Linked DNA regions of Homo sapiens: region 1 is linked to region 2. Evidence: read pairs that join two places in POLR2A ChIA-PET (ENCODE). Cell type or tissue: GM12878. All regions are shown on one strand.

Region 1 (5,000 bases), 84 kb after region 2:
TGGCTGGTTTTCCTGAGGTCCTATTATGACTGGTATTCCTCACCTAAGTAGTAAATAAGATTGAGAGGGATTCAGTGAGAAAATCCCTGCTCTTGCCTATGTGTATGCAAAGGCAGGATGGACAAGGGATAGAGAAAATGCAGACAGTAGATGGAAATGATGATTAAGAAGAGTGGGAATCAAGAGTCCTAGTGACTGAAATGTTATTCTGTTGCAAAACAGGAAAAAAAAAGAGTCCTACTGTGTGTATTTTGAGGTATATCAATACATGTTCATATGTTCAGCTCATGGGTTAATGGGACCAACAATAGCCTTTATTTTCAATAATACAGATACTTTGGTTCTCAAAGAATTTTTTTTTTTTTTTGAGATGGGGTCTGGCTTCGTCACCCAGACTGGAGTGCAGTGGAGCAATCATAGCTCACTGCAGAGTCAAACTCCTGGTCTTAAGAGACTCTTCCTTCTCATCCTCCTGAGTATCTGGGACTATGGGTGCATGCCACCATATCTAAGTTTTAAAAATTAATTTTGTACTAAAGGAGGGTCTTGCTATGTTGCTGAGGCCGATGTTAATATTTTATAAAAGAAAAACATGACACAACAGTTCAAACTGGTGCTTTTTTGCACCTATCCTGCACTATAAAAATAAAAACTTAAACATAGCAGTTACATGGCATTCCATTTCCTTTTGACATCACAATACATTAAATAGGATCTTTTCAAAAAGTAAGACAGTCTATTTTCCTATTTCGTAAAAATACCACAGGCTGGAATTCTAAACAGATTTTTTTTTTTTCCTTAGGGGATCTTTATTCCCCTCCTCCCTTAAGAAGGACCTGAGAGCAGGTCCTTCTTACTCATTCTTACGTAAAAAGTTGCTTCCAAATTGTTATGGGGGAAGCAGGAAAAAATCAGAATCATTGGTTCAATTATTTTAAAATAAAGGAGAGCACACACATTTAGTGCTCTCACATGTCACGCACTATGTGATCCAGGCGCACCCTTCACATTACCAGGATATATTCTCTACTACTTTAAAATCTGGTATATCTCAGATGCTAACGTGAGTGTTTGTGAACAACGTAACAGCTTGTTCTCTATGGCTAGGCAGTAAAGAAACAGCACCCTTCATATTTTAAGGGACTGTGCTACATTTCTTCATTCTTGGCGATTTTGAGAATCTACCCTAAAGTCAATGTTTTCCTAGGTAACTTACTCTTAATTCCCCAGATACAAGAATTGATTGACTAAATGATTTAAAAAACACAATATAGCAAGTTGACTTCAGAATTAAAACAAAACAAAACAAAAAAAAACTGACATGAATATTTTAAAAGGCAATTTAAATGAACATAAATAGTTGCTGTAGGACAAATTGATAAACTGAGACAGGAACCAATTTAGGGGAACAATAAGCTGTCTGATATTATGGCTACACTTTTCCCAAACAGCAACAATTAAATCTTAAAAGTGAATAATAAAAACAGTTATAGCTTCCTATGTATAAATACTTACTATTAGTACAAATAATATTTACCTTGCTGGTTATTTTTTGCTCTGTTAACTTCTTACTTACATCATCATTCTGTTGTGCCTCCTGCATGACAAACTCTCGTACCATGGATGGATTATATTCAACCAAGTATGAGAATATATCAGTAGCAGCACTTCGCACCTGTGTATCATCCATGCCCTGCAGACAAAAAACATTTATTTTTCCTGTATTTATAAAAATACGGAACCTATAGCTATGTAAATATCCAAACCTAACAAAACATATGAAAAAACTTCAATGTAAAAGAAAGGTCAAAGAAATTCTTCTGCATATAAAACTCTTATTGTACGGATAAAATTATACTTTCTAAATCATTTATTTGTTTGCCTATTTTAACATTTCAGCTAATAAGCTGCAAAGCTGACAAACTATCATTAAATTATGGGAAATTCCTTTACTGCATTCTTTCAATACTGTGTGAAAACTGTCTAATATTGGAATTTTACAGCTTCTTTAACTTAATGAACTACGCAGCTAATTTCAAATATTGGCTATAATAGAATATTTGCATGTAGCATTAAAAATATTAATTTTGGGATTAAAAAATGGTAATTAAAAATGAGGAGACACAAAACTTACAAGGATGACTTCTAAAGCTGGTAATATGCCCATGTTTGACAAAGTCTTGAAAAAAGCATCTCTGTTTTGAGGCTGTAGCGTTTGGGAAAACGCACAAAATTCTTTTAAAAAGTTAACCTGAAATTAGAAAAAAGGATAAGTGATATAAAAAGTTTATTTTATTTATTTATTTATTGAGACGGAGTCTTGCTCTTGTTGCCGACGCTGGAGTGCAATGGCACGATCTTGGCTCACTGCAACCTCCACCTCCCGAGTTCAAGCGATTCTCCTGCCTCAGCCTTCTGAGTAGCTAGGATTACAGGTGCCCGCCACCATGCTTGGCTAATTTTTGTACTTTTTAGTAGAGATGGGGTTTCGCCATGTTCGCCAGGCTGGTCTCAAACTTCTGACCTCGTGATCCACCCACCTCGGCCTCCCAAAGTGCTGGGATTTACAGGCGTGAGCCACCAAGCCCGGCCAGTTGTTTTATTTTTATGCCTTTCATAGTATCTAATTTCTTACCAATTCCTGTCTTTTTTCCTCATCTGTTGCTTCATCTGTTAGTTGTGCAAACAAATCTGTCAGAAATTTTTCATCTTCCTGTGAAACAAAGGACAAATGCAATTATGTTAATGCTAAGATTGTCCTAAAATATAATTTCAGGAATGCTTTAATATACACAGCAATAACTATAAAAAGGAAAGGTGGTATTGGCAATGCTGTCTTTTTTTTTTTTTTTAACAGAAGGAAAAACCACACTATTAAAGTATAAAATTTTGTCAAGGCTCTATTTTCTAAGCCTATATAAAGGCCAGGTAGTAAATATTTTGAGCTTTGCGGCCCATGTGATCTCTACTACGAGTACTCAACCCTGCTCCAGTAATATGAAAGTAGTCACAGACAACTGGAAATGAATGGATATGGCTGTATTTCAATAAAATATTACTTACAAAAATAGCAGGACCAACACTTGCTGACCCCTCACTTTCATAGGTTTTATAACCTTATTAACTTTTAAAAGGTAGTTCTACAACCTCTCAAATGAGAATGAAAATGAAGACAAAGCTACTTTAGTGTTTTAAAGATACAGAGAATGACTCAATTATTTAAAAAGCAAAATTTAGAACTTTTTGTTTTACTTCCTCATTTTATAATTGAGACTTGGATTTTAAAATTTACCCAAGCCCAATTAAGGTGGCAGAGCCTTCATGATTGTCCGGTCAATGTTTCTCATCACTATTTTTTCATCAAGATCTTGGCTTTTGTTTTGTTTTGCTTTTTGAGACAGAGTCTTGCTCTGTCACCCAGGTAGAGCACAGTGGTGCCATCTCGGCTCACTGCAACCTCCGCCTCCCAGGTTAAAGCAATTCTCCTGTCTCAGTCTCCTTAGCAGCTGGGACTACAGGCACACACCACTACACCCAGCTAATTTTTGTACTTGTAGCAGAGATGGGGTTTTGTCATGTTGGCCAGTCTGGTCTTGAACTCGTGGCCTCAAGCAATCCACTGGCCTGGGCCTCCTGAAGTGCTGGGATTACGCACATGAACCACCATGCTCGACCAAGATTTTAATTACTACCTCAGCTAGTGGAAGTAGATTCAATACCACTTAAGCCCTAGACATGCCTCACTCTAAATACACATACACATGGATGTATATACAAGCTCCCACTAGATTACTGGCTCCACATTCACTGTTGTGAGTGCTCCAGAAAAATCTTCTGTGGCACTAAGTTAGTTTGGTTATTCTCACCTTTACTTTTTCTAAAATGAACAAATAGGTCATACCTCATTAATATGATCTTGACCATGTTTGCTACCCAAATGGCATCCAATTTCAAGACACATCTCCAATATACTATATTCTACCAAATGGGTATCAAATGGTTAAAAAAGACATTCTCTGAACTGCTGCAGTTGGGGGTACAGAAATAGAGAAAATAAGAATGTTTATGGTACTACAAAGGAAGCAGTCAATGTTAAGAGGGTGTGATATTTATTTTGTGTGCATGGGGCTATACAAAGTGGGCAGGAACCTGCATTAAACTGTACCTCAATCACTTCTTGCCAAAACATTTGTAAAATGCTACAGCCTTCACAGCAGCACTTTGGATAGAAGTGTCCAGCATCAAGAGAAACAGACATATTGGCAGCCAGTATTTTACAAAGCACATTACAGGGAAGCAAAGATTTAACAACTTGAAATTATTCATACTTAATGAATAAAACTGGCATTTTACATGTATGAAGACCAAGAAAACACAGAAGTGACAAATCCCCACATAACAAAAACAGAACCATATGGAGCTAAAGAAAAGGATCAGGAGAACTCAGTATTTTAGTTCATACTTTTCCTTTTTTTGCCTATCACTGGCTAATATTTTAGAAATACAAAATTTTCTAAACAGGAACAGACATGATTAAACATACTGCTTTATATGTAATGTGTGCTACCAGGCAGCTCTTACTACATTTATTGTCTTCCTTTCTATACTTAACAAATTCAGGTTTCAAATAAATTTTACTTATACACCTGAGGTAAAGTCTTAAAAGATCTTCCAAGTCATATTACACTTATCTGCAGCGGTGCGACCTTGGCTCAATGCAACCTCTGCCTACCAGGTGCAAATGATTCTCCTGTCTCAGCCTCTGGAGTAACTGGGATTACAGGCATGTGCCTCTGCCTCCTGGATTCAAGCGATTCTCCTGCCTCATTCTCCTGAGCAGCTGGGATTACAGGTGTCCACCATCACGCCTGGCTAATTTTTGTAGTTTTAGTAGAGACGAGGTTTTGCCATGTTGGTCAGGCTGGTCTCGAACTCCCGACCTCAAGTGATCCACCCACCTCAGTCTCCCAAAGACCTATTATTCTTACAATACCACAGGC
Region 2 (5,000 bases):
CTGTTCCAAGTCAGTGTTGTGGGTCACCAGGAGGCAAAGTCCATGGCCAGCCCACTGCACCTTCCCAGTGGCCAGTGGCCATACCAAAGTCGCCTTCCAGGTACACATGCGAAAAGCCAGTGGCTGGTCCCATCCTATTACAGGATTCCCAGAGCCTAAGGGAGTTACAAAGAAAAAAAAACCCAAACAACAGATTCCAAAGCCCAGAGAATGGGGTGGAAGCACCCCACTTCCTTTACCTGGTCTCCCATCACCTATCAGAACCAGAGAGCGCAGAGGACAGGGGTCTCCAGAAAGGAAGAACATGGATTCGGTCCTCAGGCTCACCACTTCCTTGTTTTAAGGTCTTGGGCTCTGGGACAAGGTTCCCAGGGTCCTTGGTTTCTCTGAACTTCTGTCTCCTCATCTTTGAGATGAGAATAAATGCCACCTAGTGAAGGTGAAGACTGAAATGGGAAGGAAGTAAGGATTCTTAGCAGCAGTCCTAACACCCACTGCCTTCAACACCAAGCGCTTAACACAATGGCAGCCACACACCAGAATGTTCTAGAAGCCTGAGAAGCTTGCCCATTCACTGGCACCTGTGTGTTGAGCCTCATGCTGGACCCAGGGAATGCAGAACACAGTTCTTTTAGTTTACCATCATCCTCACAGTACAAACTCTCTTCCTGCTAAAAACAAAACAAAACAAAAAAAAAAACCCACTGGGTGCCCGTTTTTAATTGTGGTAAAATATGCATAACCTAAAAAAAAGCTTAAAATGGTTAAGTTTTAAGTGTACAGTTCAGTGGCATTAAATACATTTATGCTGTTGTGCAACCATCCCCACCATCCATTTCTAGAACTCTTTTCATCTTGCAGAACTGAAATTCTGTACCCCTTACACAAATAACTCTCTGTGTTTCTTGCTTTTTAAAAGTCAGAAGTAGGCCGGGCACAGTGACTCACACCTGTAATCCCAGCACTTTGGGAGGCCGAGGCGGGCAGATCACTCGAGGTCAGGAGTTTGAGACCAGCCTGGCCAACATGGTGAAACCCCGTCTCTACCAAAAATACAAAAATTATCCAGGCGTGGTGGCGTGTGCCTGTAATCCCAGCTACTCGGGAGGCTGAGGCAGGAGAATCGCTTGATCCCAGGGGGCTGAGGCTGCAGTGAGCTGAGATCATGCCACTGTACTCCAGCCTGGGTGACAGAGCAAGACTCCGTCTCAAAAAGAAAAAGAAAAAAGAGGCAGCTTCCTAAAAGACCAGAAGTTACATGTTCCTGAGTGTACTATATTCCTTTTTCTTGTTTTTAAAATTTTTACTCTACTCTGGAGCTGAAAGTCCGCTTTCCAGCTACTTTCTTTTTTTTTGGAGACGGAGTCTTGCTCTGTCGCCCAGGCTGGAGTGCAGTGACGCAATCCAGCTACTTTCTAAACTCTTTCCAACTAAATCTGAACATACACTTGGATCTCAAAGTTGCCTCATGAGTTCACTCCCTGGCTCCATTTGGCTGTTCCTGACTCTCTAGTGCCTCTGGGGCCTCCAGGGTAGCAGCTCCCATGGCCACCATGACAGCTGCTCCCACTGACCCTGTTCCCACGAACACGGCCACCTCCAGAGGTTCCAGCTCTCCCTTCCTGAACCTGTACCTAGGAGGAGTTCAAACAGACCCAGAACTTAACATGCTCTATAAACTCTGGCTTCAGATCACCCTTTCCTACATGCCACCCCCAACCCTGCCAAAACAAAACAAAAGCAACAACAAAAATCCCTATCCAGGAAACCTAGAGGTGGGAGTCGGTGGACATGGAGCTCCGAGGGGCTGGCTTCAACCACCCAGAGCAGGGAAGGACACCTTAATTAGGGCTAGAGGAGGAGAACCTTTTCAAGGGGAAAGAGAAACGAGAGAGGCTTCAGCTGGTCACATTTCCAATTCCTTTCTGTTCAAAAGGAATGAGATCAAAAGGCTTGTCAAAGTGGCTTTGCCTTTAGAAATCAATTTACCTCATCTTTTAAACCCAGAGCCGATAATAACCCAGGGTTTCCATACCAGCGATGCATAAAAGAAGGAACATTTTAAAGCCCAGCCCAGCCCGAGGACCTGGCCCTTTGGAGTTCTTGAAGGCAGCACCAGGGACCCCAGCAAGGGCGGCCCCTCACTGCAACCCCTCACTGAGCCCCCTCACTCTCACCACGCCCCTCACTCTCACCGCGCCCCTCACTCTCACTGCACCCCTCACTCTCACTGAGCCCCCTCACTGCACTTCCTGGGAGAGGCAGAGGCTGCCGGAGTCCCCGCCCTGAGTGAGTCTGCAATGTAGGGTGGGACACAGAGAAAACAAGTCAGGGCCAGGGGTGTGATGACGGCGATAATGATGTTAAATTCCAGAGAGTCCTCAAGGCCTCACATAGCGAAAAAGGAAAGGTGCTGGGGAAGGAGAAACTGCAAGGACAGGACGTGTGAGGCAGCGGGAGAGGGAGAGACAGTACCGGAGTCCGCTCCCGGAAACGGCCCCTGGGCACTGGGCTGGGCATTTCCCAGGCACCAATCGCTCACTGGCTCTCTCAGAATCACTGCAACCCAGGGAGGGGAGTGCAGTCATCACCCCCATCTGACAAAAGAGGAACAGGCTAGGAGGGGTTGGGCCGCTTGCCCCAGGTCACACCAGTGTCAGGGCAGCCCTGGAGGACAAGAGGAGCTGCCCCGGGAGAGGCTGAGCTGGGAGATGACAGGTCCAGGTGCCAGCTATTCTGTCCGCAAGTAGGATGGGAGCCCCCCCACCCCCTAAACCCCCAGCCCTGCAGGCAGAGGGGCAGATGAGGCAGAGGCAACCTGAGCGAATTCTACCTCCCGAAGGAAGAAACAAGGGCAAGGTAGGAGAAGGGGTACAGACAGAAGCGCCCTCCCAGACGGCCCACACCTCAGCCCCGATCTGGCTTCCTCTGAAGGTCTGGACTACCTGTTTTGGATTAACTGCCCCAGGTGGTTATCAAAATAGCCCAGAGTTCTCAGAAACCACCAACGCTTCCTTCTTCTGGCATCTAAGCTTGGGATACTCGCCTCTGCAACTTAGTCCATTTCCACCTGAAATATTCAACTTCCCAGCCTGTCCAACATGGTGAAACCCCATCTCTACTAAAAAATACCAAATTAGCCGGGCATGGTGGCCCATGCCTGTAATCCCAGTTACTCAGGAGGCTGAGGCAGGAGAATTGCTTGAACCTGGGAGACAGAGGTTGCAGTGAGCCGAGATCGCACCACTGCACTCCAGCCTGGGCGACAGAGCGAGACTCCGTCTCAAAAAAAAGAAATCAACTTCATGAGCTCTACTCCGTAAAATCTGAATGCCACAAATTCTCACCCTAAAAACAGGGTGCTAGAAGACCAATTGAGCACAAAAAGTGCCAGCTGCTCCGGAGTTTCTGTCCTTTAAGTAGCCACAATTCCACACTTTAAAGGCACGTAAATCTGACTTGCTGGGCAGAAGGTGAGCCTGTCTGGTTACTAAGGTTTGGAAAGGAGGCAAAAATTTTAGTCTTAAAATTTTAAAGTCATTCAGCCTAAACCTTAGAATGCTCAGGGGAGCCAAGCTGGCTAGACAAAGTTGAAAACAATCAATTTAATTTCCACCCCCCAGGGACTGAGCCTCCCAGTACCTGACATATGGCATTTCCATCAACAAAGCAAACACCACATGAAAAGCCTACAGGTCTGCGTGAAAACAGTAGGGGAGCCCTAAGCTCCAGCCCAGCCCCCTCACTGCATTGCACCTCCATACCGGTTTACCCCTGTTTACCCTCTAAACAGTCAGGGTCTGGGTCCCTGCCATGTGTCAGGGACACAGAGGAACAAGGCAGGCCCCATCCTCTAATTATTCAACAGTCTAGAAAGGGCAGCAGGTCGGGGGCACTTTGCAGGGTCATTTTAACCTAGAGACAGGATTCCCGGCCCAGGCCTGGTGTGACACCGTGCTCCCTGATTGTAATGACTTATTCTCTGAATTATTTACTCCACTGAATGGTGGCCTCCGTTGTTATGTATCTTGTCATTAACACATGCTGACTGACGGCAGACACATTTCCATGCTGGTGTGACAGACAAACAGAAAGATTCAGTGCCTGCTTTTAAGGAATTCTATTGCTGGTGAGGGATAAAATCATGAGGCTTCCTTTGATGAGATAATATGTGTAAGTCACTCAGCTTAAAATAAAACGATCATACAGGAGAAAAACGTGCAGGGCTAGAGACAGGCACACGTGCACACTCGCAAGATTAATCCAAATGAATCAGAGCGCATTACTCCGGGAGGGGTCCTTGGATAATCCGCTCAGTAACAAATGAACACAGAGTGGCCAGGGGACGGGCCTTGGGTGGGGGGCCTGCCTGCCACCCCTCTGCCAGACGGGTGGGCATCCTCCCCTCCCACCCACGTGTCCCCTGAGTACAAGGCCTTTGTAGAACCCCTCCTACAACCCTCCCAGGCTGGCACTATTAATATCTCCACTTTTCAAATAAGAAAGACTCTCAGAGATGAAGTAACTTACCCAAGGCCACAAATCTGAGGGGTACGCTCAAAGGAACCCACCATTCGACCTTGTGCCTCTGCAGATGGTGAGGCTCTTGGTTGTTTTTCCATTTCTATTTGGATTTGTGTCTCCTGCCTCCCAAGACCCCTACCTGCAAGTAACTGCCCCCTCCGCCTGCAGAATACAGGTGAACAAGTACGTCCCCTGCAGAGTCAGCCTGGGACCCAGAGCTGTCGCTATTATTATTCACTGATTAAAGAAACGTCTTGTGATCTCATTTGAGCCTCACAACCACCTATAAGGTAATTTTTACCCCTGCTCTACAGGTGAGGTTGGACGATGCACCCTAAGTCACACTGCTGGGAACAGTGAACACAAGCTTCTGGACCAGGGAAAGCGTTCAGGGACCCAAGCTGACACAGTGGCAGAGCTCTCATCATTCCTGCCTTCCCACCTCCCATTCCACCTTGTTCTCTGGCTTCACTTTT

Evidence for each region. Peaks named below come from ENCODE experiments on the same cell type or tissue, not always from the same donor. Only the 100,000 strongest peaks of a DNase experiment are listed, where the experiment ranks them.
Region 1: POLR2A ChIA-PET joins it to region 2 with 5 read pairs; 4 of 35 experiments call an interaction of 5 or more read pairs at or near these places.

The regions. Positions count from the first base shown.
Region 1 is chr14:91,474,274-91,479,273 of GRCh38, forward strand. PPP4R3A (protein phosphatase 4 regulatory subunit 3A) reads right to left here. Exons shown (of 15, transcript NM_001366432.2): 5 at 2,636-2,713; 6 at 2,135-2,251; 7 at 1,538-1,693. Among named protein-coding and RNA genes, the nearest start is that of PPP4R3A, 34 kb to the right of the region's middle. In GM12878, no CTCF peak of the experiment used is centred here; no DNase peak of the experiment used is centred here.
Region 2 is chr14:91,390,569-91,395,568 of GRCh38, forward strand. The region is part of intron 3 of CCDC88C (coiled-coil domain containing 88C); the gene reads right to left. The region is part of intron 1 of LOC105370624 (a long non-coding RNA gene); the gene reads right to left. Among named protein-coding and RNA genes, the nearest start is that of CCDC88C, 25 kb to the right of the region's middle. In GM12878, no CTCF peak of the experiment used is centred here; no DNase peak of the experiment used is centred here; H3K4me3 peaks cover 543 bases; H3K27ac peaks cover 2,848 bases.